Regions from separate parts of the Homo sapiens genome. Here region 2 is linked to region 1. A link is a loop called in an ENCODE intact Hi-C map of the cell type or tissue named here. Cell type or tissue: mammary epithelial cell. All regions are shown on one strand. Each heading gives the region's core, and the rest is flanking DNA. Links, peaks and the distances in the headings are about the cores only.

Region 1 (15,477 bases), core at 2,536-10,535:
TGTCTGGCTCTGCCAGCCTCTTCACATTCAACACTAAAGCCTTGTTGGACTGTTTGCATTTCCTGAAAGCACCATCCCATGTTTGTCATAGCCTGTAGCATACTGCATTCTCATTAGGAAAAGGACTTGAGGAAGAGGACTGTGTCTGTGTCTTAAGTACCCAGAACACACTAGTTGCTCAATAAATGTTTGTTGGAAGAATAAAAGCCAAGTGAAAACCTGAGCCAAGCTACCAGAATCTGGTAGACAGAAAAATACTTTGATGCGATATTTTGAATTATCATTGTTATATGTGTTCTGTTTCTATGTTAACAAAGCATTTTTTAATCAGCAAAACTTTTTTACTTAAATGTTTCAAGAAAGAAATTAATTTTGTGTTTTATTCTTTATCATAAACGTGTAATTAGTACGAATTATGTGTGGGTTGTAGCAGTTAGGAAGACAAATAAAACAAGATTGAGTCACCCTCAAGTTTAAGAGGGAAACAGAAAGATAAACCCTTAACTGTGCAATAGAAGGGTACATGCCAGGACATCTGCTTTAGCACTCAGAAGAGGGCCAGTCACAGGAGGCTGTGGTATCATGTCTGTTCTTAGAGGAGGTCACTGGTATAACCAAGTTCTCTAAGATGAGTGAGCTTCAGCCAGGCAGAGCCTGAGATGAGGAATGGGGGAAAGAAACTGGCTTTCTAGGCAAAGGGGCAAAAGTAGCTGTGCAAAGCAGAGAGGCAAGTGAGAATATGGCTTGTTTGGGGGAACTATGGAGATTAGGCTGGGAGCTAAAAGCTTTAGTGAGTTCATGAGAGCAGGGGAATACGATGATTGGGCCACAGGAGAGTAAGACTAGAGAAAGGGAGAGCAGTTATAAGGGTGGCCTAAGGAGCAACAGTGACGGGAAGAAAGGGGATGGATTGGAAAGCAGTCAGCACTGATCCAAGTGCCTTAGGTATATTCATTAATTTAGTCTTCACAACAGCTATGAAGCAGGTACTATTCTTATTCCTATTTTAGATAGATTGTTTAAAAACTGAGGCACAGAAAGGTTGTATAACATGTCCACGGTCACAGAGCTAGTAAGTGATGGAGCAGGGACTCTAGTCCAGGCAGTTTGGTTCCATAGTCTATTCTCAACCATGGTACTATATGCCACATTGAGAGAATGGAATTAACAGGACATGGTGACTGAATGCATGTAGAAGATTCAGTTCAGTTCCATGCAAGCTCATTATCTCTTATAAAAAATGGCTGTCATACTTGAAATTGTGTGGTCACAGCTTACATACTTAGATTGGGAAGTACAGAAATTTTTTGTTTAGTTTTCAAAGTCTATTCACTTGAACATAACCTCAATTTATTCTCATTATAACCCATTTTACAAGTGAAGAAACTGAGGCTAAGTGACTCTGATCCAAGAGTCACAAAGCTAGTGATTGGAAAGCTTAAATATAGGTCCTAGGTTTTCTGGTTCCAAGTCCCACATTATTCAGTCTTGAGTAATAGGTGTAGTCTATGCTGAACATATAATTTCTTTAGGAAAGCAATATATCTAGTTAAACAGTTGTTGAGGGCTTCCAGTGTGCTAGCCAGGATGCCAGCCAGTGCACATACATTGCTAGAGAAGCTTTTGGTCTCATAAGGGAGTTAGTTTTAGGTGAGCAAACACTGCTATAGAAACACAGACAAGAGATGTGGATGAAACAACTGGTATGTGGCTGCCAGATGCCAGGATGTGTCCTAGAAATAGTAGATGTTTTAGGAAGTCGGAATAGGGAATGATACGCCGTTTTAAGATTCTACCATTCATTTTTCTATATGGATGCCATGTTTTGATGTTTTATTCACAAAATGTGGGTCTCTGAGTTCTTGCATAGTGTCGTGTTTTAAGATAAAGGTTATTTTATGGATATATACATTGGGGATGGTCTAGTTGGCAAATAATTTACATTTTACTGTTTTGTTCTTCAGATGAAATGCATAGCTTAACTTGCCACGTGGTAAAAATGACTGGAATGGGAGAAGTGGATTTTCTGACATTTGATCCTATAGCTAAAATGGCAAAAACTGTTAAGTACGATGTACAAGCTGTAGCTATCATTGTGGTGGTATTGAAACTGCTCTTTCTATTGGATGACAGTTTCGAGTGGTAAGTGTACGTCAATTTTATGACAAGTAACATTTTATGGTGCTGATCTTAGTTTTTTAAGAAAGCTTTAAATGTCATGAAGACACTTTAAAAAAAGAGCTAAAGAAAAAATTTGTACTGTATTTACCTAATTATATGTTATCTCAAAAAATGGAGACTCTCAATTGTTACAGAACATTGACTAGTAGTCACAATTATTTCTTACACAGTACTTTGACTCAGCTGGTTGTCAGTTGTTTGATCATGTTTTATACCTGTTATTCTTTAGGTAGCAATGTTCCTCATTGCTCCACTGATTTCCTAGTTTTAAAGTATCTTCATAAATCTCTATCTATATCCCTTTAGGCTCCTGGCAATATGTGTTCTCAAAGATTATTTTAGAAAGTAAAGGAATCTTAATATGTCACCCCTCCCAGATGCCAACAAAGAGTGACAGTATTTATAGTGTCTCCTCCTCTGTTTCAGTGATTGCTTCTCCATTAAAACATGGTATCAATTTCAAATACTGTTCTACACTTTTCTCTCAGAAGAATTCAGAATTTATCTTTCCAAATACATGACTTCTAAATAAATTGATTTGTTTATTGTTATCTCCAGGTCTTTGTCTAATCTTGCTGAAAAGCATAATGAAAAGAACAAAAAAGGTATTTTAATTTTTTATCATTCAAATTCAAAGTGGTTATAGATGATAGATTAAAAGATGGAATAAATGTAGGCAAACAACTTTGAAAAATACACATATACACATAAACACATGTATACAAATTGTATATTGTACCAGTATTGTTTTTTCATATAATTACCTACTTGTATCTCTAGGGTACTAAAAAATATCAGTGAGTCCGTATTATATGTAAGACCAGGCTGCTTTGTATTCCCAACTTCTACTCACCAGCCATGCTAGATCATGAATTTACAGGCAGCTTTGTGACCATCCTGTCGATTCTGATGCTTTCAGCCTTTGCTCTTGTTGGTCCCTCTATCTGAAATGCTCTTTCCTTCTTACCCCAACTCCTGTTCAGTCCCTGGCAAATGCCTCTTTATTCTTGAAGATGCAGCATAAACACCACTCTTCTGTCTGGTCTTCACACCTATCCACTTCACAATGCTTCACCTCTTCCCAAATCAGAACTAATAACTCCTGCCGCAGTCACTCTTGTTCAGACTTTTGCTAGATGTTTAGTGCCTTGAGGTCTAACTAATGGCCTAAGTACGTCTGTCCCTATTAGATTGCCAATATTTGTAAAGTGCTTAGAAGAGTATCTGGCATCTAATAAGTACTTTATAAGTGATAGACAGATAGACAAGTGAAGTGTGAGCTTCTGGAGGGAGGGATCATATCTTTTTTTTTTTTTCTTTTAATGTATCTTTAGTGCCTAACATAGTGACTAGCCTAAGAGCAACTCAGTGAAGTGTGGTGAATATGTGGATTATTAAATTCAATTCCAGTTTCTTAATGTTCTGTTCTCATTAGGATTTATGTTCATTGGTTTTAGAGGCTTGAATTTATTGGAAGCAATCAGTTTGTGTGTTCTTTCCAGAATATGTGCAAAATAAAATACTACTTTCTGTACATTGCTCATGTTGGCTTCTATGTAGAGTGAAAGGTTGAACTAGCTGTCTTCTAACATCCCCTCTAATGCTAAAAGATGATAATTTACTACGTAGACATGTAGAATAAACAGAGCGCTTTGACCTGTCTCCCTGTAAGCCTCAAAATAAATCCATGCTGTCAGCAGGGCAAAGATCACTGTCATTTCTCTCTGCTCTGTCTGCTAATCACCATCCCCTGCCCCCAGCATTATTGATGGGGAGATTGAGGTTTAGAAAAGTTGTGATTTACTCCAGGTCCAAGAACCGTGAGTTCTATTGATTACTATAGTTTTCCTCTGTTCTTACAGTTCTTTCGGTAGTTTCCTCTCTTCTGTGGCTGTATGGTCTACAAGGTCATATTGGATTAAACAATTATCATATTGACCAGTTGAAAAGATTTTTAGTTAGGCATGGAAAGAGACTGCCTTCGCCAGAGAATAATGGAGAATAATCCCTGTATGGAGTGAAAGAGTGAGGAGTGAGTTTTTATACTTTACTGCATTCAGTTCTGTTGTCTCTCTAATGTCTACATCTTGATCACACACTCACACCAACTGCCCAGTGCAGTCAATTAATGAAAACTCAGATGAACAATGTATATTATTATAGTGTGGTTTATTTGGTTAATAATCTTGGATTTTATTTCTTTCAGATAAGCCATGGTTTGATTTCAGAAAGTGGTACCAAATTATGAAGAAAGCTTTTGATGAGAAAAAACAAAAATGGGAAGAAGCAAGGGCCAAGTATGTTCTCCTTCCTGGTTTAGATGCACCTGCCTTACTTCTGTGTCTGTTACTTTACATTTGAAAGCTGAAGCTTCATCAGTATACACTTATCTACATTGTGACTTTTTTTTCTGGAAATATTAGCCCTACACTCTAATTAACTTTTCTCTTTTTTACATTACTATTAATCAAAGTTTAGATTTGATGTGGATTTCACCAGTGTTTTTATTAATGTCCTCTTTCTGTTCCATGATCCAATGCAGGATACCACAGTATACTTTTTATAATTTAACTTTTTATAATTTGCATGAGACTTGCCTATATTTCTAATACTCCTCCCTCTTCCCCTTTCTCAAATTTAGTCATTTCTCATCTATGCTTCCCAATATTAAAAAGATTACAAATGTTACCTTGCAACATATGTAATTGGAATGTTCCCCCAAAATAAAGATCCCTGTGAAAATTAAAACAAAGGAAAGCAGATAGCAAGTCCATTTGATTCAGCCAGTGTCACTGCCTTTCTTTGAACTGTCATTCTGATGTGGGCTCATTGTGGTAGGGTAGAAGAGAGCATAAGCAGCGCTAGGTTTGAATCCTGTCTGCATTACAAGCTAGCTGTGTGCCCATGGGCCAGTTACTTAACCTTTTGCTGAGTCTGAGTCTCTTTGAGGCTTTGAAGAAAAAGGTAACATCTCTGTATTTAATGTAAATTTACAGTAATACTAATTCGACTCAGTAATTTTATATCCTTTGAGAAAAATCAAGGTTCCCCATATTAGTTGAAATGAGAATTTGTTCAGCTCCTATTTCTTCATCAGTAAAATAGACATAATAATGCCCACTTATATACTGTAATTAAGACCCAATTTTCCAGTATGAGAGTAGAACTAGATTATTTTTCCTCTAAATTTCAGAGGGCTTTTAAATAGAAAAACAGACTCTTGGGGTAGAAAAGGCACTGTGGAGATGATCCTTTCCATAGCAGGGAAGTGTGACAGGTTCCCTCTCAGTAGGCAGGATTGATGCACAATGAAGAAGAGGGGTGGAGGTGAATTTATCCCAACAGCCCATGGATTCCCAGGAAACCAGGCTCCCTGCCTCCTCATCAGAGAAGGAGTGACTCTTCAGTCAGTGGCTCTCAGTGGGCACAAGAATAGCAGCAGGAACAAGATTTTGTTATGTGTCTTAGGTCATTTTGGAGAATCAGCCTTCCTTTCTGTGGTGCTAGCTGGGGTTAGTCCTGACGGATCCTAAGGACTGGGTGCCTAGGGGCCATTCCTCCCTGGGGTCTCAGTGGTGACAGGGCTTTCCTTACCCCAAGCCAGACACCAACCTACACTTTAAACATAGCTCTTGGAGGCCCAGTTCATTATTGCAGTGTTATGTCAGTTGCACATTTAAGACTTACCGGCTTTTAGCTACTTTAGGGAATAATTTATTGGCCAAAGAAAGTAAGTCTGGTTATAAAATGGCACTTTCCAGGGAGGTACCGGGCCCCAAGGTGGAGGCTGTCGAGGGGACCCGTTTCCAAGGTCCTTCTTCCTAGAGTATGTGCTGAGGGCTGACACACACGTGCAGTGTGAGTCACTGCTGAGTAATATGCGAAGCACTACCAACTGCTGCTCAGGCCCAGAGCTCAGTGCGTGGTGGCCACCTGTCGGTTTCACCCTTCCCCACCCCCATGTTGACATACATGTCTAATTTTTCTCTTTGTTTCTCTGAATATTATCATCCATGTTGTCAGATGAAAATTATTAAAACATTTTCTATATCTGAGCATGGGTTCCTATGCATGAGATTATGAAAAACACTAATAAACAATAGTTGAAAACCTAAAACAGCGTAAGAGGCTACTTTGATGACTTCTAGCTGTTATAGAAGATGTTGAGAAGAACATGGAGAAAAATTAAGCCTGTGCAGAAAATCTCTATGCCCTAATTGGTGTATAGTGATATCTCATTATGGTTTTAATTTGAGTTCACTGCTAATTTTTGCCTTCCCTTTTGGGTTAGGCAGAAATTTCTTAGATGTGACACCAAAAGCATGATCTATAAAAGAAAAAAAATTGGTAAATTGGACTTCATCAGAAGTAAGAACCTCTGCTCCACAAAAGAACTTAAACGAATAAGAAGCTACAGACGAGGAGAAATTAAATGCAAATCACATATCCGTTTAAAGATTTGTATCTAGAGTATATAAAGAATTTTTAGGCAATAAGAAAAAAACTCCATTTTTTTAAATGGGCAAAATATTTGAAAAGACGTTTTACCAAAGATGATATCAAGATGGCATGTGAAAAGATGTTTAACATCATTAATAGGGAAATGCAAATTAAAACGACAATGACATATCATTATATACCAATTAGAATGGTTCAAAACAAAACAAAAACAAAAACTGATCATTCCCAGTGTGGGAATTCAAAATGGTACCGCTATTTTGAAAAGTTGTCAGTTTCTCAAAGTTAAACATACATTTATTATGTTATCCAGTGTTTTTCACTCCTAGATATTTACCCTAATGAAATGAAAACAAGCTCACACAAAAATCTGCATAGGAATGTTTCTAATGGTTTCATTCATAATTGCCAAAAACTGGCAACAAACCACATGTTCTTCAACTGGTGACTAGCTAAACTGTTGTATCCGTACAGTGGAATACCATTTAGCAGTACAGACTTCTTATGCATCCAGCAATATGAGTGAATCTTAAATGCATTATGCTATGTGAAAGACTCAAAAGGTTACTTATGCTATGATTCCATTTATATGACATTCTGGAAAAGGCTAAACTATGGGGACAGAAAAACAGACCAGTAGTTGCCTGAGATCAAGGGTTGACTGTCAAGGGATGTGGGAGATATTTTGGAGTGATGGAACTGTTCTACGTAGTAATTGTGGTGAGTACACACATGCAACTGTATGTGTTTGTCAGTGCTAGCAGAACTACACTGAAAAGAGTAAATTTTACTGAATGTAAATTATACCTTAATTTTTAAAAATGAGGAAACATATGCAGACAGACAAGAGAGAAATATATAGATAACATGTAACTGGAAAACATGGTTTGTGATGTGTCTCCTTTTGTAGTTTTATGTAATGAGAAAAGGCAGGCAAGGTAAAGTCAATTTTGGAAGAAGCTTTCATTTCAGGTATCTGAACACTTAAGAGTATTTTTATTTTAGATCACCTTTCCCATTCTTGGGGCATATCACCCCAAGGGCATCATAATGCTTTCTTGATCTGTGGCATGATTGCCACTTGTGTAGGCATTTACTGTAAATGCATAAGAAACTTCCATTTAGATTAGGTATTCACAAGGAATGTTTAACAGTGAGTGTGCCCAGGGATTGGGATTAGACTGTTCAGGGAACTTCTTTATCCTTTGAGATTTTATTATTTAAGAAAATTAATGGCAAAAAAATATATTTTAAAGAATCGCTAACTCATTTACCATAACATTAAATGACAAACTCTCTGATATATTTTAAATGTGGTATGGTTCACTAAAGTTTAGTTTCACATGATTTTCAGGAAACCATCTCCTGTATAACATTAATTACATCTCTACTGCTACCTAATGATTAGAAAAATTTCCTTTCTGTTCTTTTTTTTTTTTTTTTTTGAGATGGATTTTTGCTCTTGTTGCCCAGGCTGGAGTGCTGGAGTGCAATGACACGATCTCGGCCCACCGCAACTTCCGCCTCCCGGGTTCAAGCAGTTCTTCTGCCTCAGCCTCCCAAGTAGCTGAGATTACAGGCATGTGCCACCATGCCCAACTAATTTTGTATTTACTAAAGAGACGGGGTTTCTCCATGTTGGTCAGGCTGGTCTCAAACTCCCAACCTCAGGTGATCCTCCCACCTCAGCCTCCCAAAGTGCTGGGATTACAGGCATGAGCCACTGCGCCCGACTCCTTTCTGTTCTTAACATTTAATATCATTGCAGAAATTCAAAATAAAAAGTCAACATCTGTTTTATGTATAGTCATGATTTTACTGACTTGATCAAGTATTTTTTAAAATTCTTGAAAAAATCAGTTCTTAAATCGGTTAAAATGATTATTTGCTAAATGATATTACTAAAATATTGTTAAAAATGTGTGCTTTTATATACGTATTACTTCCTAGTATTAAAAATAAATGGTGAGAAATTATTATAGATGCTACAGATTTTTAAAATATTTGTATTTCTGGCTTCCTATTTTTAATCTGTTTTTCTGGAAAGTTCACAGATATTTCTTGAGTATCTACTAGCCAGGCACTTTGTCAAGTACTAATAATAATTCTAATTATTGTATAGGATTTAAAGAACCAATACATACAGCATCTTATTCTTCAGAATAACCCTGTGAAAGTAGAGGATAAGTTTAGAGATGCTAAATTCATTTCTTTGTTCATTTATTCACCCAATTATTCTTCAACAAATGTTTAAATGAGTTCCTACTCTCTACCACTCCCTGACAACACTAGGGGCATAAGGATGGCTGAGACAGTCTCTGCCTTTAAGAACCTCCATAATTTGTCATTCAAGGTCATGCCACTAGAAAATGGTGGAGCCGGCCGGGCGCGGTGGCTCACGCCTGTAATCCCAGCACTTTGGGAGGCCGAGGCGGGCGGATCACGAGGTCAGGAGATTGAGACCATCCCGGCTAAAACGGTGAAACCCCGTCTCTACTAAAAATACAAAAAATTAGCCGGGCGTAGTGGCGGGCGCCTGTAGTCCCAGCTACTTGGGAGGCTGAGGCAGGAGAATGGCGTGAACCCGGGAGGCGGAGCTTGCAGTGAGCCGAGATCCCACCACTGCACTCCAGCCTGGGCGACAGAGCGAGACTCCGTCTCAAAAAAAAAAAAAGAAAATGGTGGAGCCAGGTCTTCTGATTCAGTACTCTTTCTTGTTGCCACAGTGTCTTTCAAAATAAGAAAATGGCCTGGGATTAAGAAGAAGGTGGATTTTTAAAATTATTATAAGTTATGAAAGTTCTCTGCTCTAGGGAACACAGAAATAATAAAAATGAGACCAAGAATGAACCTTGTTGTCTTTGTTCCAGAGCAGCAGCGTCTGCTTGGCAAAGTTTAGCAACAGCCACTAGAACTAGAAATAGAACATGTCACTTCCTTTTGGAGTCTGGAACTGATCACCCTCATCTGTAGGAACCTTAGATGGCTCTTAGTGTTTGTCCTGGAGGGAACCCCAAGAGCCAGAGCAATCCAGGATCCCCATTTTACAGTGGAAACTCCCTGGCCATCCTTCCCTTGGCAAGAATAGGCTGAGTCAGAACAGGGACTACTGGGACTGTGTCATCCTGGAATCCAGTCTTTTCCTCTCCTTTACACCAGGAATAGAATAGATTTCCTGGCATCAGATGCCAGAGAGACGCATTTACTGTTCACTGTGTGTAAGTTATCAGAATCAGAAGTACTACTAACAACTCTCAGCAAAAAGGCATTGGGACAAAGGCAATGAGGAACAGTTGTTTCTGAGGTAGCTTCACTTTATGAGAATGAGCAGCAAGGGAAATTTATGGTGAAGGAAACAGTTTCTATGTTTTTTGTATAATTAATAGCTTCTTCAAGATGTCACAGCATCTGGGTGGCTTTTGAGAGGAGCACACCATTCTCTTGGCCTGGGCTGTTGGTCAGTGGTTCCTTCTAGGGCCTAAGTTCAATAGGCAATATAGACATGTGCCAGTAGGCCATTCCAAGCCAGAGCTATAACGAAATATCAGAAATCTCAGATAGTGCTTCAGACAATGTGTTTATGTCCGTTTCATCTCCGTCCTGCTCCAGCTGTTTCTTTACCTTGTACAGGTACCTGTGGAAAAGTGAAAAGCCACTCTACTACTCATTTGTCGACAAACCAGTAGCATATAAAAAAAGAGGTAAGTCAAATTTTGTCTTTTTAATACCAAGTAGCAACACAGTTGTAGAAAAATTAAATATCTGGACTTGAAATGTTGAATGCTTAAGTTTTTTACTTTTTTTAAACAAATGTTCCAGGGCACATGTACATCCAAAGGAGCATCATACTCTGCAAGAAATCTCTGCAGGAATCTACTTCAGGAATATGTCGTTCTTCAAAACAGAGCCTCAGTTCCTGCCAAAATCTAAAATCCTAAATCGTTATGATTTTGGAAATTCTTTGCTTATAGAATTCCTTTTAGACTGTACATTCTTTTTGAAGTAAGGTTTCCCCCATGCACCTCATCCAGTTTCATTTTCCCTTAACGTTATCCTGTTACATTACTGTGGTACATCTGCGAAAACTAAGGAACCAATATTGGTACATTCCTATCAAGTAAATTCCAGGCTTTATTTGTGATTTAACATTACTTGTTATTTTGTTTCCTTTTTTTCTCCGGTTCCAGAAATGGTGGTGAATCTACAGAAACAATTTAGCACACTGGTCGAGTCAACAGCAACTGCTGGAAAAAAAAGCCCTTCAAGTTTTCAGTTCAACTGGACTGAAGAGGACACTGATAGAACGTGTTTCCATGGACACAGCCTTCAGGGAGTCCTGAAAGAGAAAGGCCAATCACTGCTGACTAAGAATTCATTATATTGGCTTAGTACACAGAAATTCTGCAGATGGTAATAATGCTTTTAGAAAAAGTCACATATAATTGAAGTAGTTGACTGTATAAGAGCCAGATAGGTTTTTTGTTGGAATTAGAAGCTGGTGAGCTTAAAGTCACGAAAATCAGAATTATACATTGAGTCTTGTGTAGGAGTTCTAGGAAAGCTGGTAAAAATCAAGAAAGAGGATACAGGGCAATTAGCACAAACTATCCCCTCTAGCTAAATTAACCTGCAGTGTGGCAGGCAAGCAATAGAAGTGGCTGTAAATGCTGATCAGGAGAATGTGCTGTATTTTTTAGTACATATCACTTCTCTGAGTCAGTTACCTTTATCATGTCTTTCTACCTCTTAATACTTCCTTAAGTATTTCCTAAAAATAAGGATATTCTCTTAAGTGACCACAGTACAGTTATCAAACTCAGGAAACTTAATACTGATACGATACCTTTATCTCACCCACAGTCCATATTCCAATTTTCTCATTAGACCCCCAGTGTCCTTTTATAGCAGGATCAAGTTCAGGAGTAGGTATGGCATTGATTGATTTTATCTCTTCGGTCTCCTTTAATCTGATTGTCCCTCAGCCTTTCTTTGTCTTTCATGACATTGAGCTGTATTTTTCAGAAATGTCAGTGATGTTACACAATGTTTCTGAGTATGGTTGTGATGGTTCCTCATGTTTAGATTCAGGTTCTGCATCCCTGGCCAAAACAAGTGCCGTGTCCTCCTCAGGGTATCATTTCTCAGGGTATGGCGTCTGTAGACTGGGGCGGGGGGCGGGGGGTCCATTTGCCCCTCAGGTGTTAATAGTGATCACCCAGTCAAGGTGCTGTGTCGTTTTTCCACAGTGTAGTTACTATGTTTCCCCTTACAACTAATAAAAAATCTGCAGGGAGATACTTGGTCAGTGAAATACTCTGATCTTCATTCAACTTTGTCCCCTTGATTTCATGTTTTATGTTCTGTCCTCGTATCTGTCGAGTGTGGGCATGTGAAGTCTAGAAAACAACACGCGCTTTTATGGTTATTGGGTCTGGATAAAATAGGACTAAAGATGGGAAGCTGCACTGAGGAGAGGAATCTGTGTAGGACATAGTGGAAAACTTGTATGTCTAAATAGTAAGACACAGGCTTTTGACTTCATCAGGTTTAATTAATGATCGGCTCTGTGGCATACTGGCTCTTAGACTTCCGGCTTAGTAATAGGCTGCCTTCTTATTTTTGCTTTATTTTTTCAGAAGAGTTATATATTCCCTATAAACGGTCGATATTGGAATAATACAGTGTAAATTCTTAAGTAATTTATGAGGTCTTGCTGTGTCACCCAAGCTGGAGTACAGTGGCACGATAATGGCTCACTGCAGCCTCAACTTCCTAGGCTCAAGCAATCCTCCCACCTCAGCCTTCCAAGTAGCTGGAACTACACGTGTGCACCACCATACCCAGCTAATTTTTTATTTTTTGCAGAGACGAGGGTCTCCCTATGCTGCCCAGGTTGGTCTCAAATGCCTGAGCTCAAGCAGTCCTCCTGCCCCAGCCTCCCAAAGTGCTGGGATTACAGGTGTGAGCCACTGCGCCCAGCCATCTATTTTCATATGACTCAGAAAATTTCCTCAGGCAGTAGATAGTGAAGAACATATTACTCCCCAGAGCACATTCGTTTTTCTTTAATTGTACTGAAAATCAACTCCAAAAGTATTTTTTGAGTACTTGATAAAAATAAGTCATTATCCTAAGTCCTAGATAGATACAAAGGTAACTCAGGAAGTTTGTTTTCCAAGTCCACTTGAAGAGAAGATTTTTTTAATAAGAGTATGTTTTCCCCACTTTCCTTCTGTAGTGTCTTAATAGCTGTAGAGAGGAGTATATGGATTAAAAATTACAGAGATAATCAGTGGGGTATACAGGTGTTTACCATAAAATTCTTTCAACTTTGCTGTATGATTGAAATTTTTTATAATAAAGTTTGAGGAGAAAAACTAAAAAGATTCAGGCTATGCCATGAAGTTTTTTTCTCCTTGCCTATTTTAACTTTTAGTTCCGTTTTATATAATAATAGCGAAAAGGCCATTCAATAAAATAGTTCTGTGACTTTGAAGTTACTTTACCTTTCAGTGTCTTCCTGTTAAAAATAAAAAGACTAGACTAATATTCCCTCACTAAAGTTCTCAGTAATTAACGTGTGAAAAATAAAAGCATAAAGGCTTTTCTCATTGTGACTATATTTAAAGTAATCTCATCCCCATATTGACATAGAAATTGCCCAAGAGGAAATTTTCTAGTAGCTAAGAGGACTTGCTATAGAATCATAGAATCGGGCTGTTTCTATCCTAAGTCTGCCACTTGCTAATTGTAGGAAGGTTACTCACTTCTCTACAGCTGTGCTGACCCAGTTGTAAATGTGGGGATAATACTGATCTTTTCCTCTTCTCAAAACCTTCAGTGGCTCCCATCTCATTGAAAGGAAGACCCAAAAAACATTGTGGAGCCAACACGGCCCTCTTGACCTTCCCTCTGCTGTCCTCTGACCTCCTTGCTGTCACCCTATGTTCAGAGTGACCTCCCAGCTGCTCCTTGAGCTTACCAGACACTCCCCACATGGGCCTTTGTACCTGCTCTGCCTCCTGCCTAGAATGTTCTTTCCCCCATGTATCCACATGGGCTCACTTCTTTCAGGTTTTTGCTCAAATTTCACTTCCTTGGAGAGATTTTTCTCAGCCATCCTGCCTAAAATAGCACCAATCATTCCCCCAACACCCCTCATTATTCTCTGTCCCCTGGCCTATTTCATTTTTCTTTGTAGTTTTCATCACTATTTAATAGAATATATTATTATATATTTATTTTGCTTATTTATCCATCTCCCCACACTAGAATGTAAGGGCCTTGAGAATGTAAGGACTACTAGAATGTAAGGAGGACTCTGTTTTATTTAATGAAAAATCCCAGCGGCTAGACCAGGGCCTAGCACAGACTAGGTGCCCACCAAGTATTTATTGAATGAATGAATGGAAAATAGGGCCTACCCCAAGTTCTTGTGAGAATTGAATGAGGTATTTGATGTGTGTCACATAGTAAGTACTCAATCAAACATAAGTATGACCATTATTATTTTAAACAAAGCTAATTTTCTGTTAACTAATGTTATTTCCTGGTCTGGGCTTGGTGGCTCCACCTGTAATCCTAGCACTTAGGGAGGCTGAGGCAGGTGGATCACTTGAGTCCAGGAGTTCGAGACCAACCTAGCCAACATGGCAAAACCCTGCCTCTACTAAAAATACAAAATTAGCCGGGTGTGGTGGTGCACGTGTATAATCTACTCGGGAGGCTGAGGCATGAGAATCACTTGAACCCGGGAGGCATTGGTTGCAGTGAGCTGAGAGCACACCACTGCACTCCAGCCTGGGCGACAGAGCAAGACTCCATCTCAAAAAAAAAAAAAAAAAAATTATTTCTTAAGTTGGTATCAATCAAAGATAATTGAACTGTAGAAAATACAGTGGGAGATGATAAAGTTGTCTATATTAAGATTTGCTGCTTAAAAAAAAAGTTGAGCTGCATCTACAACGATTAAAGAGTGGCACTGTTGGCCGGGCACGGTGGTTCACACCTGTAATCCCAGCACTTTGGGAGGCCAAGGCGGGCAGATCACCTGAGGTCTGGAGTTCGAGACCAGCCTGACCAACATGGAGAAACCCCTGTCTCTACTAAAAATACAAAATTAGCTGGATGTGGTGGCGCATGCCTGTAATCCCAGCTACTTGGTAGGCTGAGGCAGGCGAATCACTTGAACCCAGGAGGTGGAGGTTGCAGTGAGCCGAGATCACGCCATTGCACTCCAGCCTGGGCAACAAGAGCGAAACTCTGTCTCAAAAAAAAAAAAATTGATTTAAGAGTGGCACTGCTTAATAGCAGCCACGGGGAAAGGCCAGAACCCCAACCCAGGGTCAGCGCCATGTCTGAGGTAATCGATTCCTTTGCATTGGTCATGTCAATGATTTTCAGATTTTATCCTGAAGAGGAGAAAGAGTTATAGTCCCCAGTGAAGAGTGCTTGCCCACAACTCCAAGTGAAGACATGGTGTGCCATGCCCTGCCTCCTCCAGCTGCAGAGTTGGTCCTGAGCAGCTTATGTCGTGATCCGTACCTTTGTGCTTTTTCACAGGGCAGGAGGGTGGATTGTGGATTATCTCAGATTTAATACTGCAGTATAATGCAGTGAGTTATACATAGAGCTTAGTATAGTCAGCGATGAAACTGCTGAGATTTTTTTCTCTGCATGAAGTATAAAACTAAATTCTAACTGTATGAAGTTTCAGTGATACCATGACTTTAGGCACCAAACTTATCTGTCAACCTTACCTGTTCTAGACCAGAGCCTAGAACTGCAGAGGAAGCAAAAAAGGCTTCAGCTGGGCAGTAAAAATGCCACAGAGACCGT
Region 2 (15,477 bases), core at 2,375-10,374, 120 kb before region 1:
GCGCTTCAGCCTGGGTGACAGAGGAGACTGTCTCAAAAATAAATAACCTGCAGCTGCTGCATCCGGACAGAGCTCGGGGCCCCCACAGGACTCATGCTCTCCATGAGGGGAAGGCCTCCCTGCCCCCTGAGGCTAAGGGACAAACAGCACACGCGGGGCTTCCTAGGTGCCAGCTGCTGCTCTCAGTTAAACTCTGCATCAGCCCTGTGAGGTGGGCACTGACCTTCCTTGGCTCTATGTCCCCACCCAAATCTCATCTTGAATTGTAATCCCCACGTGGGGAGGGTGGGGGGTGACTGGATCATGGGGACAGTTTCCCCCTGCTGTTCTCCTGATAGCAAGTGAGTTCTCATGAGACCTGATGGTTTTATAGGGCAGTTTTCCCTGCTTTTGCTCACTCTCTCTCTCTCCTGCCGCCCTGTGAAGAAGGTGTTGGCTCCTCCTTCCACCATGATTCTAAGTTTCCTGAGGCCTCCCCAGCCATGCAGAACTGTGAGTCAATTAAACCTCTTTCCTTGACTGGTCTCGGGTATTTCTTTATAGCAGTGTGAGAACAGACTGACACAGGCACCATTGTCATCATGGCACAAAAGAGGACGCATACGCACGGAGATGTTAATTAACCAGCCCAAAGTGCCACAGCTCGGGAGTGGCAGAGCCAGGCTCAAGCCCAGCAGTGCGGCCAAGTCTGTGGCCCTGCGTGTTGCCTGTTCCTCCTTCTGAGCCAGGAAATAGTGAGGGGCTGAGCCTGCTCCCTCTGCTCGGGTAAGTTGCTGCCCCTCAGCCTCACTCTCCTCACAGGCAGTCAGGTAAGCAGCCTATTCGCAGCTGGGGATGTGAGGTCAGGTGCAGCCAACATGGAGACCTGGTCCAGGTGAGGCGCTTCTGAGCTGGAGCCACGCCCACTCCACAGATGGGAATGCTGAGGTCCACAGGGAGGGGTGGGGTGCATCTAAGTGGAGAACCAGCTCCCCGGACTCCCAGCCCGTGCCCTTCACTGACATCTGTCCCTCATACCACTCGCACCTTATATTTGTATTCCATTTTGTACTTTTCAAAGCAATTTCTCATCTACCTTCTGATTTGACCTTGACCACCCAGAGGACAGTCAGGAGCACAGACCTGCCGTGGTCGCCCCGGCCTAAAGCTCTTCAATGGCTTCTTGTTGTCCTTAAGCCCAAGGCCCAAGCCCTCACCAGGGCACCCCCTGCCCACCGCACTGCAGGGCCTCCCGCTCTGCCTGCCACCCTCTCCCCCATCTCTGATCTCCCCTCTGTGTGTGTTGGACCGGTCACCCATCTTCCTCCATCCCTCACTGCTTTTGAGCTCCCTCTTCCCCTGGCCTAGGACACTCTCTGCCCTCTACCCAGTAACCCTGTTCCCCTTTCTCAGCTCAGCCCAGCCCACCCTGACACCCTCACCCCTGGGGCAGCAGGTCGAGGCCCCCGTGAGACTCAGCCCCAGATCGCCCTTCCTTCACAACCTTCTCAGAGCTGCCAATGGTGGCGTTATTTGCATTTTGTCCACTTCTTAAAAAACTTGTATTTTAGGTTTAGGAGTACATGTTCAGGTTTGTTATATAGGCAAATTGCGTGTCATGGGGGCTTGGTGTATGGATTATTTTGCCACCCAGGTAATAAGCACAGTAGGTGGTTTTTTCTTTCTCGCCGCCCTCCCTCCCTCCCTCCACCCTCGAGAAGGCCCCAGTGTGTTGTTGTCTTCTTTGGCGTCCATCTGTACTTACATTTTACCTGTTTAACGTCAGTCCGTCTCACACGGTTACAAGCTCTAGGGGGAGGGTTTGCATCTGTTTTTCTCCAAGCTGTGGCCCCCCAGTGCCCTGGGCCTAGCTCAGTGCCCACCATGCAGTCAGCCTCTGTAATATTAAGGTGGACAGGCCTTCCCCACTAACAGACAGGATGAACCCAGAACAATGAGGAGAGACTTGCCAGAAGTGGAGCTGGGCCCGGGGTGCCTATCTGAACAGCTGTGGCCACAACAGCCAGCTGCAGAGTTGGGGACACAACCCTGGCGCATCCCATCGGGCAGGAGGGGAGCCTGCAAGTGCCCAGAGGACAAAGGTCAACACACCTGTCTTTGGTTTCTGATGTATGAGATGTGAAGGTGACTCAATCACAGATGTCACAGTTCCCTCCAGTCACGTAACACACGGCCCCGTTTTATTCAGTCTCACAATGTTGTGGGTTAGGAATTCAGTGGGGCTGGACTGAGCAATTTTCTGCTCCTTGTGGCATTGACTGGGGTCACTAAGTGGTGTGCAGCTGGCGGAGGGGCTGGCCTGGAAGGTCTCAGACAGCTGCCCTCATGCTGGCTGCTCAGCAGGACGAGGAAGTGACTGGGTCCTTGTCCCTCTCCATGGACTCTCAGGGCCTCTCCACACCTGAGGGTTGAACTTGGCTTCAAGAGACCAAGGTGGAAACCACCAATCCTTGTAAAGTCCAGGCCCAGTCTAGGCTGGCACAGTCACCTTGCTGTACCCTACACAGGCCAGCCTAGGCTCGGAGGACCAGACCCCACCTCTCAAGGCAGGTGTTATTGTCTCTGTCTTACAGATAGGTAGGTTGAGGCTCAGAGACATGAAGTAGCCAAGGTCACAGAACTTACCTGGGACTCACACCTGGAGATTCACACCTGGGACTGCAGCCTGGAGTGTAAGCCTAAAGTCCGGGCTCTGGGCTGGGCACAGTGGCTCATGCCTGTAATCCCAGTGCTTTGGGAGGCCAAGGCGGGAGCATCACTTGAGGCCAGGAGTTTGAGACCAACCTGGGAAACATAGCAAGACCCTGTCTCTACAAAAACGAAAAATAAAATTAGCCAGGAGTGGTAGCGCGTGCTTGTGGTCCCCCCAGCTACTTGAGAGGTTGAGGCAGGAGGATTGCCTGAGCCCAGGAGCTTGAGGCTGCAGTGAGCCATGACTGAGCCACTGCCCTCCAGCCTGAGCAACAGAGACCTACACTCTAAATAGATAAAACCTGAACTCCCCTCCCAGGCTGCCCTGCCTTCCTCAACGCTTGCTCCGGTGGCGTGGATGGGTCAGGACTGACTGAGCCAACTCCCACATCTCACCTGTGGTTCCCAGCCTGGCTGCTCACTCAGCTAAACAACTTGGATCATCACAGGTTCCCTGGCCCTGGCTGTAGGAGGTTGACTTGAATTGGTCTGAGGTGGAGTCTGGACACTGGTAGTTTTTAAAGCGCTCAGGTGATTTCCATTAAAGCCAAGGCTGAGAATCCCTGGTTACAACCAGAGGCTCCCCTCCCTTGCCTGCTCCTGCCTGGAGGACCCCCCGAGCATCCAGCCCCTCTCTCCAGTCAGTGGGGGAAGGGAGGCTGGGACCTGCTCAGCAGTCGTCCTGGTGGAGAGGGACACACATAGCAGGGGCTAGAACAAGTCACCCTCACCAGAGCAAGGCCAGGCCCGGTTCTGCCAGGGGGCTGAGGATGAGAGCTCCAGTCCCAGCATTGCCCCTTGCTAATTGAGGTTTCTTAACCTCTCTGACCTTCTACACAGTGTGGTTAATAATGACCGCCATGCTGCCTTCACAGAGGGTTTTCAAGATGTAAAAGGGGGAACAAATATAAAAATGCTTAGCAAAACGATGCAAGGCTTTTACGTGGAAATTACAAAACCTCACTGAAAGAAATTAAAGAACTAAATAAACAGAAAGACGTCCTATGTGTATGGATTGCAAGATTCAACATGGGGAAGATTTTAAATTGTTCCTATTATTAATAATTCCCAAATTGATGTAGAGATTCAATGAAACATTAGGTTTAAACAAATTCTTATGGTCAGAGAACCAGAAGGCTTTTGGACAGCAAATATAGTACATGTGTCTCTGAAATGTGTCTTAAAATTGAGGGTGTGTCATACTTTAAGCGTCACAGAGCCCCTTCAGCTGGGGTCCTCTCATGAGGTCAAGGGGTGTGCCCTCCCAGAGCCCATGCTCCTCCCCACATTTCCAGGGCCTTCTTGAACTTCTTCCCAGGGTCTGCCCTCCTGAGGCTGACCTGGTTTGCATATCCCATGGGGCAGCTGTTCGTGGGACAAGGGGATGTGGACGATGGCAGGCTGGGACACAGCATGTATGCATGAATGTGTGCATACTTAGGGTACAGAGCAGAAGGGGGCAGGTGGGGCTGGCCCACCCCACACCATTGTGTTGTAGTGCCGAACTCCCAGGAGTCCAAAAATACTAAATTTAAAGCTGGCCTTCCAGATCCTTGTGAAGGCATATTTATAAGAGGCTGGAACACATTTTATTTAATAGTTTGTCAGCTATATGACTTGCAGATATTTAGACTTAGAGTAGGTGGGCCTCCAATTCTACTCTTGCCTCAGCACCTGGAAGTATTAGGGTAAGGTCTGCAAAGTACCCATTTCTCTGAAAACACCCAGCTCAGGAATTGGTACAGGGAGTCCCCTTTCTGGAAGGCCCTCCCCCACGTCTGCCTGGCCTATCCGGTTCTTCCCTCAAGTTTCAGCCCAGATTCTGACTCTTCCGAGCAGACAGGCCCCCGTGGCCTTTATTCCTTCCCTCCCAGCACTGTCTGGCCAGCATGTGCGGTCGCGTGAAGACCTGCTAACAGCAGGAGCTGGGGACTCCCTGAAGGCGCTGACCTCGGCCGACTCCCCCAAGAATTCCCAGACCCTGGCACGGGTGCCGGCACATGTGCTGCCCAGGGCAGGCTCGGTGGACACATCTACAGTTCATTCTCCCACTTTAGTCCATTTGCTTAAGACACCCTTCCCTGGCAATCGGTAAGGTGCACACATACTGCCTGGGGCTCTCATTAAACTGCAGATTCCAGTTCTGTAGGTCTGGGAGGGGCCTATGATTGTGCAGTTCTAACCAGCTCCCAGGTGAGGCCAATGCTGCTGGCTCAGGGACCACACTTTTCACAGTGAAGCTTTAGAGCTCATTATCTTCCAGGAAGACAAATGCAATACAGGTGTTGCCTGTAGCCAATGCTTCAGCAAATGCTATGGATGCTGCGACTCTGAAACTGGCTGCACCTGCCCAGCAGTCCTGTGAGAGAGTCTGTTAATAAGTAGCAAAGTAGACTCCTCACTGAGGAGGGCAGTTCAGGGACTCGGAAGTCAGGGATGCCCAGAAGGTACACAAGGGGGCTGGGAATCCAGGCTGCAACCTCTAGGCCCAGAGGCCTGGGTGCCAGGCTCAACACAGTTGCTGCTCGCCCAGTGACCTCACGTGAGACACCTCCTCTCTCTGGGCCTCTGCACCTACTCTGGGTGGTACTATCTGCCATGAGAGTGAGATGGGAAACTCTTCCAAAGAAAGGAGGGCTGGATGCTGGTGAGTTGGCATTATTGGCAAGAGCAGATATGATCAGCCCTGACCATGGGCCAAACACCATTCTGCCCACTTTCTCTGTATCAGTGTGTTTAACCCTCAGGGCGACCCTCAGAGGTGGGCACTGTTCTTATTACCTTTTCACACAAGAGAAAACTGAAGCCCAGAGGACGCAATTGCTGTTAAGACCCCAGGCAGTCTGGCTCCCAGCCTTCTACTGAACCCTCTTGTCACTCTGCCTCTCCAGCCTGAAGCTCTGGAACCGTAATAGGTTCATGGCCTGACCCGTGCAGGAAGTCAATATGCAAGATGCCGCATTGCAGCAGAGAGAGAGGTCTAATCAATGCAGGGCCACCAAGTGAGGAGATGGGAGGAAACCCCCAATCCATCATCTCCCCAGGGAGTTCGGGGCTCGAATTTTTAAGGGTTTTGAAGTGGGTCAAAGTGTGGAGGTCCTTGATTGGTCGAAGAGTGCAGTCACGGGACAAGGAGATGAAGAAACCTCACTGTCACGCGGATTCCGTTCCTCTGTGGGGGTCTTCGAGCTGGTTGGCATCAGCTGTTCTGATGGAATTCAGGATCTGCTTAAGCAATTCTTAAACAAAATTCCTATGATTCTAAGGTCAGAGATCCTATCAATAGGAACCATGGGGATGTGAACTGTCCGTACCTAGGGCTACGTGACTTTTGGTTACAAGGAAGTGGGTCAAAGTACAGCCTGATGAATGCTTAATTATAGCTATATGACTGTCCGCAGTTCTTGTTAACCCTGTGAGGCTGGCTTCAGCTGGGTCTGCACTAGGTTAAGAAAGGGAGAAGAAGGGTGGGGACCTCAGCCCTTCCTTCCTGCCCAGACCACAGCCTGCAAACCTCCTCGGGTCCCCTCTGGCTCCAGGGCTCTCGCTGCAGACAGATCAGAAAGGACTCTGGGTCTGTCCCACCCCAGCCAGGCAGCCCAGAGCCCTCAGAGCAGGTGCTGCCCAAATGTTCCTGGGCATGGTGGGACCTTCTGCTAGGCAGGCTCTTCCTCATAGATTTGGGGGCTGCTTGTTTTAGGTTTAAAACAACCTGAGCTTCCCCCAGCCAAGTCCCTATCTCATTGTGTTGCCGTGGTCTGTTTGCCTGTCTGTCTTGTCCCCTAAACTTTGCACTCTCAGAAACGGGGCTGTGTTCCCTCCTCCCTAGGTCTCCAGCTCAGTGTCTTGCACACAGTGGGTGGTGAACTGACTTGCTCCTAGTTTCCCCTCTAGAGGTGCTGGGATGCAGTGACAACGCGCTTCCAGATCTTGCCACCAGAGGGCAGGAGCGCACAGCAGCCGAGTGTGAGCAGCGCGGCAGAGAGCAGGTCGGGCTGGGTGGGTCCCTGGACATCCAGCCGGCAGGGCAGGGAAGGGCCAGGCGCAGAGGGTAAATGAGGACAGGGCCTTGGGGGAGTCTCTTCATTTCCCATGCCGATTCCAGAGACTTCTTTTCTCTTCCTTCCCTTCCATTCCCCTGCCATCTCTTTTCCACTCCCTCCCCTTCCATGTTGACCAGGGTCCAATTTTGACTTTGTGTGACTTTGGGCCAGAAACCTCTTCTCTCTAAGTTGTAGTTTCCTCGTCTGTAAAATGGGGAAGTAGTGCTACCCAATTCTGGGCAGTTCCCTATCTTCCCTTCCTCAGGCTTTGGGACCCTCTGTAGGGCCACGCTTCTCGGCTCTTAGTGGGGAGCTCCAGACTGTGACCCAGGCAAAGCCAGGGGCCCTTTGAAGTGAGCTGCCTCCTCTGCCCCCTGCCTGGGAGAGGACACCTGCAGGCCTGGCCCTGTGGGGCCAGGTGGGCTGGCAGAGTGGATGGGCTGGGAGCTGTGGCAGCTGTGCCGGGTACACACAGGACATCAGCTGGGCCTGTTCCACTCAAGCATAGATGAGCAGGCAGGCATGAATGAATGAATGAATGAATGAATGAATGAATGAATGAAGAGTGAATGAATGAGTGAATGAATGGGAGAAATTCAGGCATGGCTTCAGAATACTTGTAGCAAAGGGATTTTCATACCCACTGCCAGTGGAACCTGGAAGCCTCCTAAGCCTCTCGGAGCCCAGCTTGAGTGGAGTCCACTGGGGGCTTGTCCTCTTTTTGAAGCCTCTTGTCCCTTTTGGACTCCTCACTGGCAGAAGCCTAAGAGACCCTTAGTCTAAGCTTTCAGGGGGTGAGAGGAGGAGTCTACTAACTGGGAGGGTTTACCCAACATCATTTATTTATTCCTCATCAAACAAACACAACGTAGCCACCCCCTCCGGGACTGTGCCTGTGTCTGTGCTGTGAACATCCCAAGGGACGGTGCAGCTGGTGGGGGTGGAGGGGCCGGAGTGCTCTGAGGAGCCAGGGAAGGCCTCTCCGAGGAGGGGGCTTTTGAGCAGGAGGCCTGTGCTTTGAGCAGAGATCCCACAGAGGGTCCCAGGTCAGCTGGACCGGCACTTCAGAGAAGTCACTGACTGAAGAATCAGAGGCAGGGGGCCCCACGAGCCGAGCCGGTCCAGGCCCCAGGGAATGAGGGCAAAGCGGCAGCCTGCAGTCGGACAGCAGTGCTGGGTCCAGGGGCTCCTCAGCTCCCACGCCCACTCACAGCGCATTGTCTCCAGGGGAAGGGTTTCTGGGCGGGCCCAGGAAATGGGGATGTGTCATCCGAGTGGGTGCTCAGTCCCCAGCAGAGCTCACGGCTGACAGCCAGGCCCGTCTCTCCTGTCACTAGATCCCACCTGCAGGGACTTGCCCAGAGCTGACCTAAATTTCCCGGCCACTCTGTCGACACCTCCAGGGCGGGGCAAGGCATGCCTTCGCAGAAGCCCAAACAGAATTCGTGACCAACAGCACAGAGACTCAACCTCCACCCTGGGCTCAAAGGGCTGCTGTGGTGGGCTTCCTGGGCACTGCCTGACCCTGAGCTCTCCCGGAAGCTGGCCTCTCAGTGGGTGGGGGCAGACAGCACCCGGGGAGGATGTAGAAACATGGCAGACATGGGGATCTAGGGCAGAGGGTGCCGTGTGTGTGTTCGAGGCCCGTTTCCTCTTTGTGAGTCTTCCAGTTTGCTTTTCAGGGAAATAGACTCATTTCAGACCCAGGAGAAACGGTGGGCTTCAGCAGGGCTGCCCCGGGGCCCACCTCCCGGAGCCTTGCTCCCTGCTTCATCCAGGCACCTGGCTCTCCTGCTGCCCTGGGGAAGTCAGAGCCTCCTATCTTGGCAGAAGCCCCCACCCCCAACCTCCGCACACTCAGTTCTCTTGCCACACAGCCTAGAAAATTCTGCCTCTGGCTTGGGGCTCCATTTGCTGAGCCAAGATGAGGCATGAATCACAGGGCTGCGAGCTGCCTGAGGCTGTCTGGAACCCGCAGACCTCAGAGCCCGCAGAACTGCAGCCCCTTCCCCCACCACATCCCTGGGCCATGTCGTCGCCGGCTTCTCGGCTCTTCTCTCACTGAGCCTGCCGTAGTTAAAACAGTTCCAACCTCAAGGCAGCTCAGGTCTTGGGAGCCCAGACAGCTCCTGGGGGTTTGTCGGCCTGATCAGAATAAGCAAATAGTATTCTTTTTAGATTTATTTTCTTGGATTACAAACTCACAATTAAGTCTTTCTAGGCCGGGCGTGGTGACTCATGCCTGTAATCCCAGCACTTTGGGAGGCCAAGGCGGGCGGATCACTTGAGGTCAGGAGTTCGAAAGCAGCCTGACCAACATAGTGAAACCCTGACTCTACTGAAAATACAAAAATTAGCTGGGCATGGTGGCACATGCCTGTAATCCCAGCTGCTTGGGAGGCTGAGGCAGGAGAATCGCATGAACCCAGGAGGCAGAGGTTGCAGAGGTTGCATTGAGCCGAGATCACACCACTGCACTCCAGGCTGGGTGACAGAGAGACTTTGTCTCAAAAAAAAAAAAAAAAAGTCTTTCTAAATAATTTTGGACTCCCAAACAGATCCAGAGGGACTCCAGTTTGAGCCATGTTGAGGGAACAGGGATTTGGCATGGGATCAGCCTGGGGCTGGCTGTGCAGCGTTTGAGGGGCCACCTTCTCTGAGCCAGTTATCTGAGGTGCTGCCTTCTCTGAGCCTTGTTTCTGAATCTAAGGCTCCTCGTAGCTCTGGCATCCTTGCCTCTGATTCCTCGGAAATGTCCCAGGCCCTGCAGCTGACACTGGGCTCCAGGCAAGGCTCTTGGCTGTGTCTGGAGGGGCTGTGGGCCAGCCTCTTGGCATTGGTAGGCCAGCAGCCCAGGAAAGCTCCGTGTTCCCCATCAAGGAGGGGACAGGCATCTGGGCAGCGCAGGGTGCTGTCCCTAGGGGGAATGCCAGCCACATCCTCTAGGGCCCTGGGAGAGAAGTCCCGAGAGCCCAGTACTTTCTCCTCCGTGGCCCACCTGAAACCTGGCCTCAGCTCTTCCCCTGAAGCCGGGAAAGGGCACTGCCTTAGTTTCTTACAAGAGGATGGGGAAAAAGAAATGTGAGAGCTAGAGAAACGGCTCCAGGGACCGAGCCCAGCGCTTTCTCTGCACACACAGCCACTGTAGACATTTGGACTGGAAGGTCTTCGGCACACACTTGGCCGATTGCTCCACATAAGACGGCGGGCCCAGGTTCAAGGTGCACTGTCAGGGACACCTGGGCTTCTTGGCTCCCAGCCAGACGTTGGGCAACAGCTCCAATACCTGTGCACCTCAGCATCCACATCTGCCCGTGCTCTCTGAGAATTAGGCCATGGAATCAACACCTAAGCATCCAGGAAGAGGTGGGAGAGTCACTCAAGAAGCAGGGCTGGCCACATTCGCTACCTGCCTGCATTTCCTCTTCCTATCAGTATCCCAGGGTGCAAAATTGGAATGACCTCTTCCACACAGGAGAGGGTCTGGTGGGACCACCATTCGAGGCCCTCTCTCCCCACCTGCCCCCTGCCCCTGCCACCCACTTGCAGGTAAGGGACAGGCTCCTACGCAGCCTGGTCAGTCACTGCTCCCTCCTGGAGTCTGGCTATTGAAAAGAGGGACAAAGAAACTGGCTGCGGTGCCTCAGTCCTCTCGAGGGGCTAAGAGACAGCTGCCTGCCCTGATTGCTGGGCTCTGAGTCAGAGGTTGCGATCCCTGCTCCAAAGCCTCTGGAATTATCCTGGGTGTTGGCCATGCCCAAGCCTGAGTTCCAGCCCCCTCTGAACTTGGTTCCTGTTATTATTTGAATTATGTTCCGTTATGGCGTTTTTTTGTTGTTGTTGTTTTTCTTTTTTGAGATGGAGTTTCACTCTTTTTGTCCATGCTGGAGTGCAATGGCATGATCTCAGCTCACTGCAACCTCTGCCTCCTGGGTTCAAGTGATTCTCCTGCCTCTCAGCTTTCTGAGTAGCTGGGATTACAAGTGTGCACCACCACACCCGGCTAACTCTTTTTTTTTTTTTTTTTTGAGATGGAGTCTTCCAGGCTGGAGTGCAATGGTGCAATCTCGGCTCACTGCAACCTCCACCTCCCGAGTTCAAGCAATTCTCCTGTCTCAGCCTCCCAAGTAGCTAGGATTACAGGCGCCCACCACCACACCCAGCTACTTTTTGTATTTTTAGCAGAGATGGGATTTCACCATGTTGGCCAGGCTGGTCCCGAACTCCTGATCTCTGATGATCTGCCTGCCTTGGCCTCCCAAAGTGCTGGGATTACAGGCGTGAACCACTGCACCTGGACTACACCTGGGCCTGTTATGGTTTAATTTGTCTTGCTGTGCTCTGAATATTTATGTCCCCTCAAAATTCATATGTTGAAATTTTATCCTCCAATGTGATGGTATAAGGCGTGGGGCCTTCAGGAGGTGATTAGGTCAAGGGTGTGGAGCCCTTGTGAATGGGGTTAGTGCCCTTATCAAAGAGGGCCAAGGGAGCTCATCCATACCCCCTTCCACTAAGTGTGGACACAGCTAGAAGGTGCCATGTATGAGTCAGAAAGCAGACCCTCACCAGCCACCACATCCACCAGCATCTTGTTCTTGGACTTCCCAGCCTCCAGAACTGCAAGAAATAAATGTCTGCTATTTATAAGCTACTCAATTTATGGTATCTTATTATAGCAGCCTGAACAAACTAAGATGGTTCCTTCAAAACTCATATGTGGAAGTTCTAACCCCAGTACCTCAGAATGTGACCTCGTTTAGAACTAGGATCATTGCAGATGTAATTAGTTAACAGTAAGTGGGCTCCTGATCCAATATGGCTGGTGCTCTTATAGAAAGGGGAAATGTGGACACAGGAACATATACATGGAAAATGCCACATAAAGGTGAAGATGGCCATCTGCAAGCTGAGGAGAGGGGCCTGGAACAGACCCTTCCCTCAGAGCCCTTGGAAGGAACCAACCCTGTTGACACCTTGATTTCAGACTTCCAGCCTCCAGGACTTAAATTTGAGAGGAGATAGATAAATTGAAGAAGGAATTCTTGAGACTGCAACACAGAAGTCCTGCCTGAGTTTCCAACCTGCCGTCCTGTTGAGTTTGGACTCAAGCTGCAACATCAACTCGCCTGAATGTTCAGCCTGCCAGCCTGCTGGCCAAATTTCAGATTTGCCAGCCCCCACAATTGTGTGAGATCATTGTTAAAGTCAGTCTGTCTGTCTGCTTCAGTCTCTGTTTCTCTTGAGAACCCTAGTACAGTCTCCCATATATCCTTCCAATAAATTAACTTTTGCTCAAGTTCATTTAAGTTTTATTGGTTTGCAATTAAAAAAACCCGATATGACAGAATGAGAGATTCTTCTATTTTAATTGAACTTATTAACACAGCTTTTAAAAGTGCTAATCAGAACAGCCAAGTGCTTATTTAAGCTTGGAAACAGAAAAAGGAGACCCACCAAGGCTGGAGCTGGCAAGATCCCTCCCACACAGAGCAAGGAGCTCGGTCAGCAACACTTCATATATCTGTCCAGTTGGCAAAGCCCCTCTGTCCAGGAGTATCAGCTACAATGGTCTGACGCAATTGAATATCCCAGTGGCCCAATTCCCATGTTCCGATTCCATGTTTACCAAGCAAACTTCTGCTTCCTAGAAAGAAAAATGCTCTGGTCATGCCTATGCAAAAAGTCAGTTCTTCTAACATTCATGCCTCAACATAAATTGTATACATCACTCACAAACGTTTGTTCTGTGTGGGTCCTCCCCCGAGAGACAGATTCATCTTGGCAAGTTGACAATTCTTGTTCTGAGCCTGCAAGACTCTGAGCATCTGGAGGCTCTGTTGGGTAAACCTTTTAAGGTTCAGAGTGCTGAGCCCTGCAGCAGCCTTTCTGGGAGGGAGTGTGCCATCCATTCCCTGCTGGGCACAGCCCCTCCCTGGCCTGACCTGCCTGCCTGCCTGCCTGCCTCCCCAGACCCCCCTTGTCTCTGGGCTCCCCCAGAGGAAAGGCTACCATGTTGTTGCTCCATTTACCATTAAGTGGCTTCCTTCAGAATGACACCCAAGTCCCTGCAGTGGCTGTCTTCATTTTCCTCCCATTCTGGGACTCTGCCCACGGGCCTCGCCTTCCCACAGGCCTCAGTGCTAACAGCCTACCTTGACCTGGTGTCATCATGGAAGACCCACGACAAACCACCTCTGCTTGAAAGCAGAGTTCACCCTCAGCCCCAATCACAGGAGGTGCTGCTTCTAAACACCTGGTCACTGGCCCTCCCCAACCACCAGGTCCTGCAAGCCTCCATCTCTCCTGTCTTCTCTGCCTCCCTGCATTTAGCTTCTGGGCTGCTGGCTCTTCACAGTTTATCCTCTCCCTCAGCCTCCTTAGGGCCCACCCACATCACACGCCTGCTGGCCCTGCAGTCAAGCTCTTGCCTTTGAGGCCAGCCTGGACTGGTCACCCTGCCCTTGTCAAAGCCCCAGCTTCTGTGCACTCCACTCTGGACAGCCTGACACACCCACTTCTGAGGTGAGCCTGGCAAAGACCTGGAGCCTCTGCCCTCCACCTTGATTTCTTCTCCCAAGCCCTGTCTCTGCCTCAGTTAGAACCCAACTCCAGTCCTGCCTCTGACCCTGGAGCTGACCTCAGTCCTAGGCAGGCCAATGGGAACACAGAAAGAGCATTGGCTCCAGTGGAGATGGCAGATTGGCTCATGTGTTTATCACCTATGGTTTCCCAAGCCCCGCAGGAGGACAGGGCACAGAGACGAGGAGACAAGAGCAGGTGAGAGTTCACCGACTCTTTGCAAGATGGGAAACCAAGAGAACCACGGCAGGCCACTCAGCAGCACCGATGTCAGACCTCCGGGCATGCAGCACACGGTCAGGGCCAGCTTTGCCCTGAAGAACCACTGAGACTCCCGAAGCACCTGCAGCAGAGGGGACCCCAGAAGCCTGGCATGGACAAGAGAGGTGTGGTGGCAAGTCTTTAAGAGAGAGCCCGTCCCTCGGTCGGCATCCCATTCCATGCAGCCGGGAGACTGTCCTGTCCCCACCCCATGGGAGGCCACAGTTAGTCTCTAGAGAAACTGAGCCCAAAATGCTCTACACGTGCCGACAGGCTCAGAAATGGGATAAAGTCAGTGCGGGAGTAAGCCGAAGTCTCCACATCCACTGGAAAGCCCTCGGCTCCTGCCTCAGCTTTGCTCCCTGGAGTAGACGCTGTCCGGGCTCCACCCAGGTGGCCTCGGATCCCTGGACTCTCTTGGGGTGCCCATCCCTCAGCGTCTGCCTCTGGGGCTTCCCACGGCTTGCCCTGCAGCTCACCCTGGAAACTGGCCGTGGGCCCTGCATCCACTTGGCCTGCACTCGCTCCATCCCCCAGGGTGGCCCTCAGACAATGACTGGGGGTTGTGCTGCCTTAGTTATCCATCCAGAAGCTTCCATTTGAGCAATCTACCTGGAGCGAGTGCAGCCCCGTCACTGCGGCTTGGATCTCACCATGCTGGCGTGGCTGCCTCCTCCCCACTGGTTTAAGAGCTGTGGCCACCAAGGCCATCATCCCTGCCCCCACGTCCCTACCTCTTTATAAATGTCATTTCCTTTCCTAAGAGGTTCACCCTCTTTTTAAAACTTTGGTTGTTTCCCACTGCAGCCAGAGCCCAGCAGCAGGTGACCTGTGGCCCTGCCCCAGCAAGGCCGTCTCCACCCCTTCTGGCGCTGGGGACTCTTCTCATCTCCTCCCTCCGCGTGTCCGGCGGGCACCCCTTCTGTGTTCTGCCTATTCTGGAAAGCCTGGAGCGGATGCCCCTGTGCCTTCCTTTGCCCCAGACTGGGCTCCCCAGCAAGAGGGGCATAGAGACAAACTGGTGGTGCTTGGCCAAGTAGCTGTTCCAGAAATGTGTGTCAGGTGCAGATATGTGGATGTCTGGAGATACATTTGAGGTTCTGTGAGAGCCACATCTTAGTTCCCCTGCTCCTCTGGGACCTTGGGCCCCAGTGCCCTCACAGGCATTGCCCAGGTCAGGGTCGAGGTGGCACAGTCACTAAGGTCACTCTGATGGCAAATCTCCCCCAACGCCACCCTGCCACCCAGGGTCCCTCTCTCCACGTGGGCCAGCTCCATGTGCTTCTCTCCCCCCACAGCCCCTTCCTTCTCCTCTACTCTCACTCACAAGGGCCGGCTCAGCCCCCTTTTGGGGTTTTGGTTGTAAGGACAGAGTGGCTGGGGGAGTGGCAGCTCCACGCAAGAGGACCCCACATCCATTTCTGGCCTAGTGCTGCCACCCCTCACTGCTGACTCCAGTACAACCTCCTCCCCACACAGATAATCGTATCTCAAAGCACAAGTTTCCAATCACACAGCAACCTTCTAGAAAGCCAGTGGTGCTACTGAAAAGCCCTGGAGCCCAGAAGGAAGGCTCTAGCTCTCCCCACCCACCCAGAACTCTCTGGGCCTTGGTTCCTGCGTGCCCAGTGCTGGGCACAGCCACCGCATGAAGGGGCCCTTAGGAGTGGCTGTGGGTATTCATGGTGCTGCGTCTGCTTGCCATGAAAAGGTGCCACAACCTTGCAGGGACCTTCCTGGATGTGGACAACCAGCCCCAGGCTTGGCATGCCAGGGTATCTCCTTTTCTGCACCCCTCTCATCACCCTGTGTCCACTTCAACGTCACCTGTTTCCCCTTGGTGTGACCCTGGGAAATTCTGGGTGTCCTCGGGCCTCAGTTTCTCCTCTGGAACGTGGAG

What was found. Peaks named below come from ENCODE experiments on the same cell type or tissue, not always from the same donor. Only the 100,000 strongest peaks of a DNase experiment are listed, where the experiment ranks them.
Region 2: it touches region 1 in a loop (10-fold over the local background); 7 of 110 quality-filtered maps call a loop at or near these places.

The regions. Positions count from the first base shown.
Region 1 is chr2:9,908,772-9,924,248 of GRCh38, forward strand. It overlaps TAF1B (TATA-box binding protein associated factor, RNA polymerase I subunit B), which reads left to right. Exons shown (of 15, transcript NM_005680.3): 10 at 1,965-2,142; 11 at 2,740-2,786; 12 at 4,388-4,478; 13 at 10,270-10,340; 14 at 10,827-11,049. Among named protein-coding and RNA genes, the nearest start is that of GRHL1, 35 kb to the right of the region's middle. RefSeq lists an enhancer at 8,657-9,158. In mammary epithelial cell, for the core only: a CTCF peak has its summit at 6,113; a DNase peak (open chromatin) is centred at 6,050; H3K27ac peaks cover 216 bases.
Region 2 is chr2:9,793,224-9,808,700 of GRCh38, forward strand. It overlaps LOC105373421 (a long non-coding RNA gene), which reads right to left. Exons shown (of 3, transcript XR_007086206.1): 2 at 12,471-15,477; 3 at 12,087-12,381. Among named protein-coding and RNA genes, the nearest start is that of TAF1B, 43 kb to the right of the region's middle. RefSeq lists enhancers at 6,593-7,428, 7,429-8,264 and a silencer at 7,597-7,891. In mammary epithelial cell, for the core only: a CTCF peak has its summit at 6,631 (motif pointing right); DNase peaks (open chromatin) are centred at 6,638, 8,068, 8,668, 10,028 and 1 weaker place; H3K4me3 peaks cover 332 bases; H3K27ac peaks cover 3,241 bases.